Linked DNA regions of Homo sapiens: region 2 is linked to region 1. A link is a contact called in ENCODE Hi-C or POLR2A ChIA-PET data. All regions are on one chromosome and are shown on one strand. The core of a region is the stretch at or near the end of the contact, and the rest is flanking DNA. Distances in the headings are between cores, read along the strand shown.

Evidence for each region. A loop is a pair of places that touch in the nucleus more often than their neighbours do. ChIA-PET counts read pairs that join two places held with the same protein, here RNA polymerase II (POLR2A). Pooled maps may share reads with other maps.
Region 2: a map of heart right ventricle shows a loop between it and region 1 (2.0-fold over the local background). The contact joins two enhancer-like sites. A Hi-C loop is called at or near these places in 4 of 168 maps with a recorded cell type or tissue (gastrocnemius medialis, heart left ventricle, heart right ventricle and 1 more) and 3 of 50 pooled maps. POLR2A ChIA-PET finds 5 or more read pairs at or near these places in 2 of 52 experiments (HepG2 and common myeloid progenitor, CD34-positive).

Annotation. Positions count from the first base shown.
Region 1 is chr1:10,713,091-10,717,345 of GRCh38, reverse strand. All of the region lies in intron 2 of CASZ1 (castor zinc finger 1), which reads left to right. Among named protein-coding and RNA genes, the nearest start is that of CASZ1, 81 kb to the left of the region's middle. Within about 2 kb of position 2,370, at least 11 of the 41 ENCODE cell types and tissues checked have a DNase peak (open chromatin) inside an H3K27ac peak, as active enhancers do; they include gastrocnemius medialis, heart left ventricle and heart right ventricle, where a contact is called at or near this core.
Region 2 is chr1:10,753,767-10,758,021 of GRCh38, reverse strand. The region is part of intron 2 of CASZ1 (castor zinc finger 1); the gene reads left to right. Among named protein-coding and RNA genes, the nearest start is that of CASZ1, 41 kb to the left of the region's middle. RefSeq lists a silencer at 3,129-3,316. Within about 2 kb of position 1,920, at least 10 of the 41 ENCODE cell types and tissues checked have a DNase peak (open chromatin) inside an H3K27ac peak, as active enhancers do; they include gastrocnemius medialis, heart left ventricle and heart right ventricle, where a contact is called at or near this core.

The DNA of each region.
Region 1 (4,255 bases), core at 1,121-3,620:
CAGGAAAGATGCATCGGACAGAAAGGCAGAGAAGCCAAGTGGGAAGTTTGGGGAACTGGGGAGCTGCAGAGGCTGGGGGTGGGGTGAGTGGGTTCCGTGGGAACTGCAGGGGCTTTTTGGAAAGTGCTGATAGGCAGGCGTTCGTAGATTTTTCTGTCATTAGGTAAAAATACTATAATGATTTTGATTCTTCCAGAGAAAGGGCTTATTAAGGAGACACGCCCTCCCCAGTGTCCTCGCTGGCCGTCTGTCCCTCCTGCTCCTGTCCCTCCAGCAGCCCAGCCCATCTGAGTCTCTCTAGGGGAGCCCTGAGGCCCAGCCCTCTGCTAGGTCTGTGCCCCGCCTGCCTGTGCTGGTGAAGGCAGGGGCAGCCTTGAGATGGGGGAGAAGTTTGACCGAACGTAAAAGAGACTGCCAGGGAGAGAGAGCCGCCTGTCATTGCAACTCCAAGAAAGGGACCCCCGCTCTGTACAATGTGGCTAAGGAAGCTGGAGAGGGGAAGGCTTGAGAAAGCCTTTGGGGGATGGACTGACTCCATGCTCAGGGCCGGGTCTCAGCCCAGGGAGGTGGCCTGGCCCTGCCTACTAGTGGCATTCCAGGACTTTCTGTGCTACCTGCCACTGGGCAGCTCTTGGGGAGCCCCTCCATCCTGGCCAGTCTAGATTTATTGTGCTGTCTAGAGGGTCAGCAGAACAGCAGAGTGCCACTTCCGCCTGTTCTTCCTCTTCTTACTCTCTGCACCGGGGCATTCGTTCTGCTGCTCTCGCTTGGGGAGCCCCTTCCCTTGGGTCTGGCTTTACGCTCAGCACAGGGGCTCAAGTGCAGCCACCCTCAGTATCCCCCCAGATGGTCCATACGTCTCCCTCTGCCCACTGCTCCCCATGAATCTTTTGATGTGAGCAAGCCAGATTTAAGCCGGGGTCCCCATCCATGCCTCTCTGCCTGTGCCTCTTCTAGCCGGCTTGTGCATGTGACTTCCTCTGGAAATGGAGGCAGGTATCAGCACTCCGGGTCTACCCGAGAGCCATGTGGATGGGGAGCGGATTGGGTGCTGTGGAGTGTGGATTGGGTGCTGTGGGGTGGGGATTGGGTGCTATGGGGTGGGGATTGGGTGCTGTGAGTGTGGATTGGGTGCTGTGGGGAGCAGATTGGGTGCTGTGGAGAGCGGATTGGGTGCTGTGGGTTGTGGATTGGGTGCTGTGGGGAGCGGATTGGGTGCTGTGGGGTGTGGATTGGGTGCTGTGGGTGTGGATTGGGTGCTGTGGGGTGCGGATTGGGTGCTGTGGGGTGCGGATTGGGTGCTGTGGGTTGTGGATTGGGTGCTGTGGGGTGTGGATTGGGTGCTGTGGGGAGCGGATTGGGTGCTGTGGGGAGCGGATTGGGTGCTGTGGGGTGTGGATTGGGTGCTGTGGGAAGCGGATTGGGTGCTGTGGGGAGAGGATTGGGTGCTCTGGGGTGTGGATTGGGTGCTGCCGGGAGAGGATTGGGTGCTGCGGGGAGTGGATTGGGTGCTGTAGGTGCGGATTGGATGCTGTGGGGTGTGGATTGGGTGCTGTGGGTGTGGATTGGGTGCTGTGGGGTGTGGATTGGGTGCTGTGGGGAGCGGATTGGGTGCTGTGGGGAGCGGATTGGGTGCTCTGGGGTGTGGATTGGGTGCTGCAGGGAGCGGATTGGGTGCTGTGGGGTGCGGATTGGGTGCTGTGGGGTGCGGATTGGGTGCTGTGGGGAGCGGATTGGGTGCTGTGGGGTGCGGATTGGGTGCTGTGAGGTGCGGATTGGATGCTGTGGGGTGTGGATTGGGTGCTGTGGGGGGCGGATTGGGTGCTGTGGGGTGTGGATTGGGTGCTGTGGGGAGAGGATTGGGTGCTGTGGGGAGTGGAGGAGGCATCTCTGCTGCCTCTCTCTGCCCGGCTGCTCCCAGGCTCCTTGTCCCTTCCTAATGGCACGATCCAACAGAGCCAAGGGCTTGGGGTTCTCACCGCAGATCCTGCCTAGCGCGGGTACAGGACTGCTTCTACCATCGTAGACAGTCACCAAGAGGTGACTCACAGAGTTGGTTGAGGAAGAGAGGTCTCTGCCCACATAGTTGTCCCCAAACATGGCCGAGAGGCCAAAGCTTGCCAAGGCCCACAAGCCGACCCCTCAAACAGGATGGAGGTTGCTGAGGCCAGAGGATGCTTCTGGGGCAGTTATGCGGAGCCCAGAGTTGGGCCAACCGGAGGCCAGGGTGGGCTGACTCGGAGAGTAACTCTGAACTGGACACCTAGTCCCTGGAGCCGAGGAAAGGTGGAGCCCGTGTGCTCCCTAAAGTCAGCTAATGGAAGGAAGGGAACCTGGACCAAGGTTAGGCCCGCGGCTGAGCGGCGGCAGGTGGGTCTCATAGGAATTCCTCGGCTTTGGATGCTGGAGCAACAGGACTGGCATGGCTGCTTGGGGAGGGCCAATGCTGGGCTGGGTGGAGACAAGGCAGCTCTGAGGAGAGGGTGGGGGTTGGGCTGGCCAGGGAAGGGGCAGAGGGTGGAGGAAACTGCAGAAAGGCCGAGGCCTGGAGACAGACAGGAGGAATAAATGGAAGTGACAGGGTCAGGCCAGACCTTTGTCCTGCAGCCTGATTAGAGAGTCTGCCCTGGATTTCTGAAACTTTGGGATGTTGTCGGACAAACTGGAGCTTAATTCTGTCAGAGCGCTGGGGAGATTAGAATTGACATCCTGGGAGCACATTCCTGGCTGGGCAGAAATCCAGCCCCCGCTGGGAAAAACCTGTGAAAGCACGGCCAGCCCAGTGGTGGTGGCGGGGGGTGCCCGTCAGCACCAGTGGCCACTCCAGCCTCGTGGGCCGGAGCCAGGAGCACTGGGAGGGCCGGTCGTTGGAAGGCTCTGGCGTAGTGGAAGGTGTGGAGGCTCAGCAGAGCCACTGCCGAGTCTGAGTTCCAGTTCTGTGCCTCATCCTAGCTGTGCTGCCTCGGGCAGGGAGCTTAAGTTTCTTTCTTTCTTTCCTTTCTTTCCTTTCTTCCCTTTCTTTCTTTCTTTCTTTCTTTGAGATGGAGTCTTGTTCTGTTGCCCAGGCTGGAGTGCAGTGGCACGATCTCGGCTCACTGCAACCTCCACCTCCCAGGTGCAAGCGATTCTCCTGCCTCAGCCTCCTCAGTAGCGGGACTACTACAGGTGCGTGCCACCACACCGGCTAATTTTTGTATTTTTCATAGAGACGGGGTTTCACCATGTTGGCCAGGCTGGTCTCGAACTCGTGACCTCAGGTGATCCACCTGCCTCAGCCTCCCAAAATGCTGGGATTACAGGTGTGAGCCACCACGCCTGGCAAGAGCTTGTTTCTTAACCTTCATTTTCTTATCTGTAAAATGGGACAGTCTGCCTCTGGACCCACTGAATTTTCTTCTCCTTTGAAGTTGAAGGCGTAACCTTGGGAAGCCAAGAGGGATGGGTCAGACGGTGGTGGAGCTCCTGAGCCAGGGCCTGCTGGAAGACAGAGAAGGTTCCCCTTGCAGAGTTTTCTGGCACAGGGGCGGCCAGCAATGCCAACCCGGCAGGGCTCTCTGGCTCAAGCATGTGAGAGGTGGCTGTCCCCACACGACGTGTGTCCTTTCCATCAGCCACCTGTCCTCATCAAGCCTGGAGAAGCCCAGCAGGGGACTTAGAGATGGCCTTGTCTCTCTGTAAGAGCTCCCAGGAAATCCTCACCCAAACGAAGAGAGCTGAGGGAAACAGATGGAGGCCTGCCTTCCGGGAGCCTCCAGTCCAGGATGGCTGGCCTTAGAACCAGAGAGGGGGTTAGAGGACTATAGTGAGGGCCAAGCGCCACAGCCCCAAACCAGGCTGTTTCCGGAAGAACAGGGTACCCCTCCTCACATCCCTCCTGACTCTAATGACTCTTAAATTGTAGTAAATATTTTGGCTAATGTAGGCTCTCATGGCAGAGAGCAAAGCTGTCTGCAGTTCAGGACCTACAAATTATTTATTAAAGATTTGAGATGCAGTGCAATTATGTGGAAAGAACCCAAAAAATTAAATAAATAAGTAACAAAATAAATAAATAACAGCCCCACTGGCCTCTTGAAGGCTTGGGAGCGGCACATGATTGCCGTCTTGATGAAATCCCCCCGGATGTAATGAGCTGATTTTCTGCTGTTAATATTGCATCTGCTGATGAAGGATTCGTTAGGATAATGGAACGAAGCTAAAATATAAATGACTCCCTGTCAAGAAGCAGCTTTTGTTTGTTGATCTCCTGACAGTT
Region 2 (4,255 bases), core at 671-3,170, 41 kb before region 1:
AGCTAGCCTAATGGCCCTAAGGTAGGATGCCCTCAGTGCATCCAGTGACTGGAAAGAAAGGCAGAGTGGCCAGGACGTGGATGGGGACGTGGATGAGGTGGGTGTCAGGAGGTGCAGGGCTTTGTGTGCCTGGGGAGAAGTTGGGATTTTATGCTTAGGTGATAGGAAGCCGCTGGAGGGTTTTGAGCCAGAGGTAAAGTGATGTGATGGTTTTCTGTTTTTTGTTTTTTGTTTGAGATGGAGTCTCACTCTGTCACCCAGGCTGGAGTGCAGCAGTGCAATCTTGGCTCACTGCAACCTCCGCCTCCCGGGTTCAGGTGATTCTCCTGCCTCAGCCTCTCGAGTGGCTGGGATTATAGGCAAGCGCCACCATGCCTGGCTAATTTTAGTGTTTTTAGTAGAGACGGGGTTTCACCATGTTGGCCAGGCTGGTCTCAAACTCCTAACCTCAAGTGATCCACCCACCTCAGCCCCCCAAGGTGCTGGGATTACAGGCATGAGCCACTGCACCCAGCCAATGTTTGTTTTAAAAAGGTAGTTGGGGCTGCCAAGGGAAGAAATTGGGAGGCCAGAGGGGCAGCTGCTGCAGCCGATGGTGTGAGAGGATGGTGGCTGGGTGAGGAGGAGGTGGACAGGCGGGGAAGGGGTCAGAGCCTGTATGTGTATAGAGGAAGAGTTAGCAGGACTCAATGATGGATTCAACGGGGCAAGGAAAAGAGAGGGCCCCAGGATGACTCAAGCATTCTGTGCCCGCGGATTTGTGGCTCTGTGTCTTCTCCTCTCTCTCCTGCCCCCTGAACACAGCAGTACCAAGAAAGACCCATGGCTTTGAGAGGGTTAACGTCTCATGCATTAGGGGAGAAGTGCCATCTTGGAACCATGCTGGGTGCTGAGAAAGGCTCGTTTGAGTGGGTCGGGCTCCTTGCGGAGGGAACTGCTTCTCTCCGACACCGTTTTCAGGAGTGAGCCTGGGAGCAGGCCAGGACACACACTATCCTTTCAGCCCTGGCTCTGCACTGAAGCCAGCTTTGTGTGTTTGCTCCCTGGGTTCTGTGCTGGGTCTGAGATTGGGTCTAAAAGTTGGCTGAGTTTCTCTTACTGTGGCTTTGAATGTGATCTGTGCGCTCAAGGGCTGAGCTTCTGCACACCTTTTTCCACGTGCCGGGTCATATAGAGCGTCGTTGGTGAGCTGTGAGGGCTGGCAGATGGGTTTGTCTGAAGCCCCCATATTTCCATGGGGTCAGCTCAGCCTCCAGCCGCTGCTCATCTGCTCATCGGCAGGGATCCTAATAGTGTCGCCACACACAAAGGTGTGAATTGCCCCAGTACCCCGCTCGCCTGAAGGCCAGTCTCCCTTTTCCCAGTGCCTCTGACATGAGGCTCCACTCTCCTGGGTCCTGACACCATCTGTGAGGGCCAGGTTGGGGCAGGCAGTCCCAGCATCGATGCTGTGATAGCAGTGATCCCCAGCGCCCCTGGACAGGCCCCATGCCGCCCTGGGCACTGCCCTGTAGCCCTGGAGCAAGCCAGAGGCCTGGTTGGCGAGCGTGAAGCTGTCACAGCCGGCTGCCGGGCTCGCGTGAGCACTTGCCCTTGCTGGCAACGTATTCCCAGCCATATGGGCCAGCCCAGCCTTCCAGGAACACTCTGGAGACCTGACCTCCATGGAGGTGACAGGAAGGGAGGGCCGGTGATGTCTTGCGGGGGCGAGGGTGGGGGGTGCATCGGGGATGTCCCAAGTGGGAAGCAATGTGTGGCACAGCAGCCTGGCCCTGTAAGGAGGCTCTGGAGGCCTGACCTCCAGAGGCAGCAACGGGAGAGAGCAGAAGTGCAGGCTGGCAGCGGCTTGCGGGAGTGGTGGGGCTCTCCCAGGCCTACAGCTGGTGCCTCTGCCTGGCTCCGAGGGGCGTGTCAGCCAGTCTTCCTGGGCGTGTCTGCCAGGCCTCAGAACACTGGGCCGGCCCTGGGGGAGGGTGTGTCCGGGTGGGAGGCGTGTGCATCTGTGCACGCGTGGGAGGTTTTTCTGCTTTCCGCCTCTATGGTCTGCACTAGATCCGTGACCTTCACTCCTAACTGGACTGGACAGTTCTCATGCCATCCTCCAGGGCTTTGATCTGATGTGAGGCTGGCAGCTCCATGGCCTGCAGCTGGGGTGGGGGGTGCAGAGGGGTGGGAGCAGGAGGGTTCCCCACCTCCCACCGTGATGTGGTGCTCCAGAGGATGGGTAGACCCCAAGGTTGCCTTGGGCTGGGCAGAGATGTGGCTGGGAGTTGGTCTGGGAAGAGTTATTGATCTTCCTGATTTCTCATCTGGGCAAGTGTTCCACCTGGTGGTGCCGAACCCCAGCCTGGGCCTCCTTCCTCCGTTCTCCCCACACCCCCTGCCTTCGGAGCAGATGCAGGAAAACCCCGCATCTCGCCATGCACGGGCCCCAGGGAAGAGGGATTGGGAAGGGCTGGGGGCACCTGCCCTGTCTGGAGCTACTCGGGGGACTTCTCGGCGGGTGACGCAGTTGATCCAAAGGATGGGACAACCCGTGGATTTGGGAGGGTTGACGCGGTGTGGTGGACGAAGAGAGAAGCGCCTCTGCCCTGCCTCTGTCCCTGAGTGCCCACAGTGAGAGAGGCTGGCATTGGAGAGGCGACGTCAGGTCTCACACATGGAGGAGTCCCGGAGTCCTGACTGCATCATCTCCTCGTGTAGACCTTCAAGCTCCTCCTCTCCGGTCTCCTGCCAGGTTCCCCCATGTGCTTTTGTTCTGGAATCTACCCAGGGATAAGCCTGGTCCAGGTGAAGGCCCTTAGGCCCAGAGCCACCACCCTGAGGCATGAGGCGGCCAGTGATCCCCTTGCTGCCCACCTTCCGCGGGACCCCTGGATGCTGCCACGTTCCCACCCACACCACTGCCGCTTGCTCTCTGCCCTTCAGGCCTGGGGGTCGCTCCCCTTCCACTCACCACCTGAGTTTTCTCTCTGGTCCGGCTCCTTGGCTTTCCTCCGAAGCAGGGGCTTTTCTGAGCCTGGGCCTTGCTATGGTAGCTGGGTTGGGACCCCCGTGGCCAACGGGGTAAGAGGAGGAAAGGTGTAATTAAACACTAGTTTCTTCTCCAGAAATGCTAATCGGGAAAAGCAATTAAAAGCGACTTTTTTTTCCCTTAGTAATCTGTGTTAAGAGCTGGTAATGAAGTTTAGGGCCGTTGTGACTCAATATTTCAGCTTCACCGACTCAAGTCAAAACAATCCGAGCCCAGGAGTTTGCCAGCAGCTGAGCTGGGCCCGGGCAGCAGCTGTGAGTCCCACGCCGTGCTGCTCTCCAGGCAGAGAGAGGATCGGTCCCAGCTGCGGGGAGGAGGTCTGGTGACACAGAGATGGGTCCCCTCGGGCACCCCTCCAAAGACCCTGGAAATGCATCCTAGTGAAAATGCTTAGGACGAGGGTGTGAGGAGCACCTGGTTTAGGGGGCAGGACTGAGGAAGCCTGGGGTCCAGTAGGGTCAGGGGAGAGGAACTGGATGCTTGAGGAGCCCACTGGGTTGGGCCAGGGCTCAGCCTCAGGGGTTCAGAGCCGGAAGAGGTGGTGGTCCAAGTCCTGACCTGTCACCTCTGGCTATTCATTTTCCATTTCCATTCAGCGACACTGTGGGTAGTCATTGTAGGTGCTCGAAATGAAGAAGAGGCCAACGTCCTGCCCTCATGAGGTTTACATTCGGATGGAGGGAGCCAAATGATACAGGAGAAAAAGGAATAAAGGATGTGCTGGATGGCGATGCGTGGGAAGGAGAAAACAAGAGCCTCTTTGCAGACTAGAATAGGGAGTGAGAGGCAGGTGGATGGATGGTTTGTCATTTTAGATGTGGCTCCCAGGGAAGGGGTCACTGCGATGGTGACATTTGGGTGAAGACAGAAAGGAAGTGAGGGAGTGAGCCAACCTAATCGATATCTGTAGGAAGAGCATTCATAGCAGGTGTGAGATCCCAGAGGCGTGTTGGAGAAGCAAGGAGACCAGCGTGGCTAGAGCAGAGTGAGGGGCAGATGCCATCTGAAGTCGAGGGGGTCAGGGTGGGGGGCCCTCAGATCCCGTAGGCCTTGCAGGCCATTGTGAGAACTCTGGCTTTTACCCAGAGTGAAATAAGAAGCTTTTTGAAGAGTTCTGAGTGCCATGATCTGATTAGGAACAAGCTCTTTATTAAAAAACAAGACCCACCTGTCACCGACTCCGCCTCTCACAGGTCGCATATGTGCCCGGATCGCCCTTCT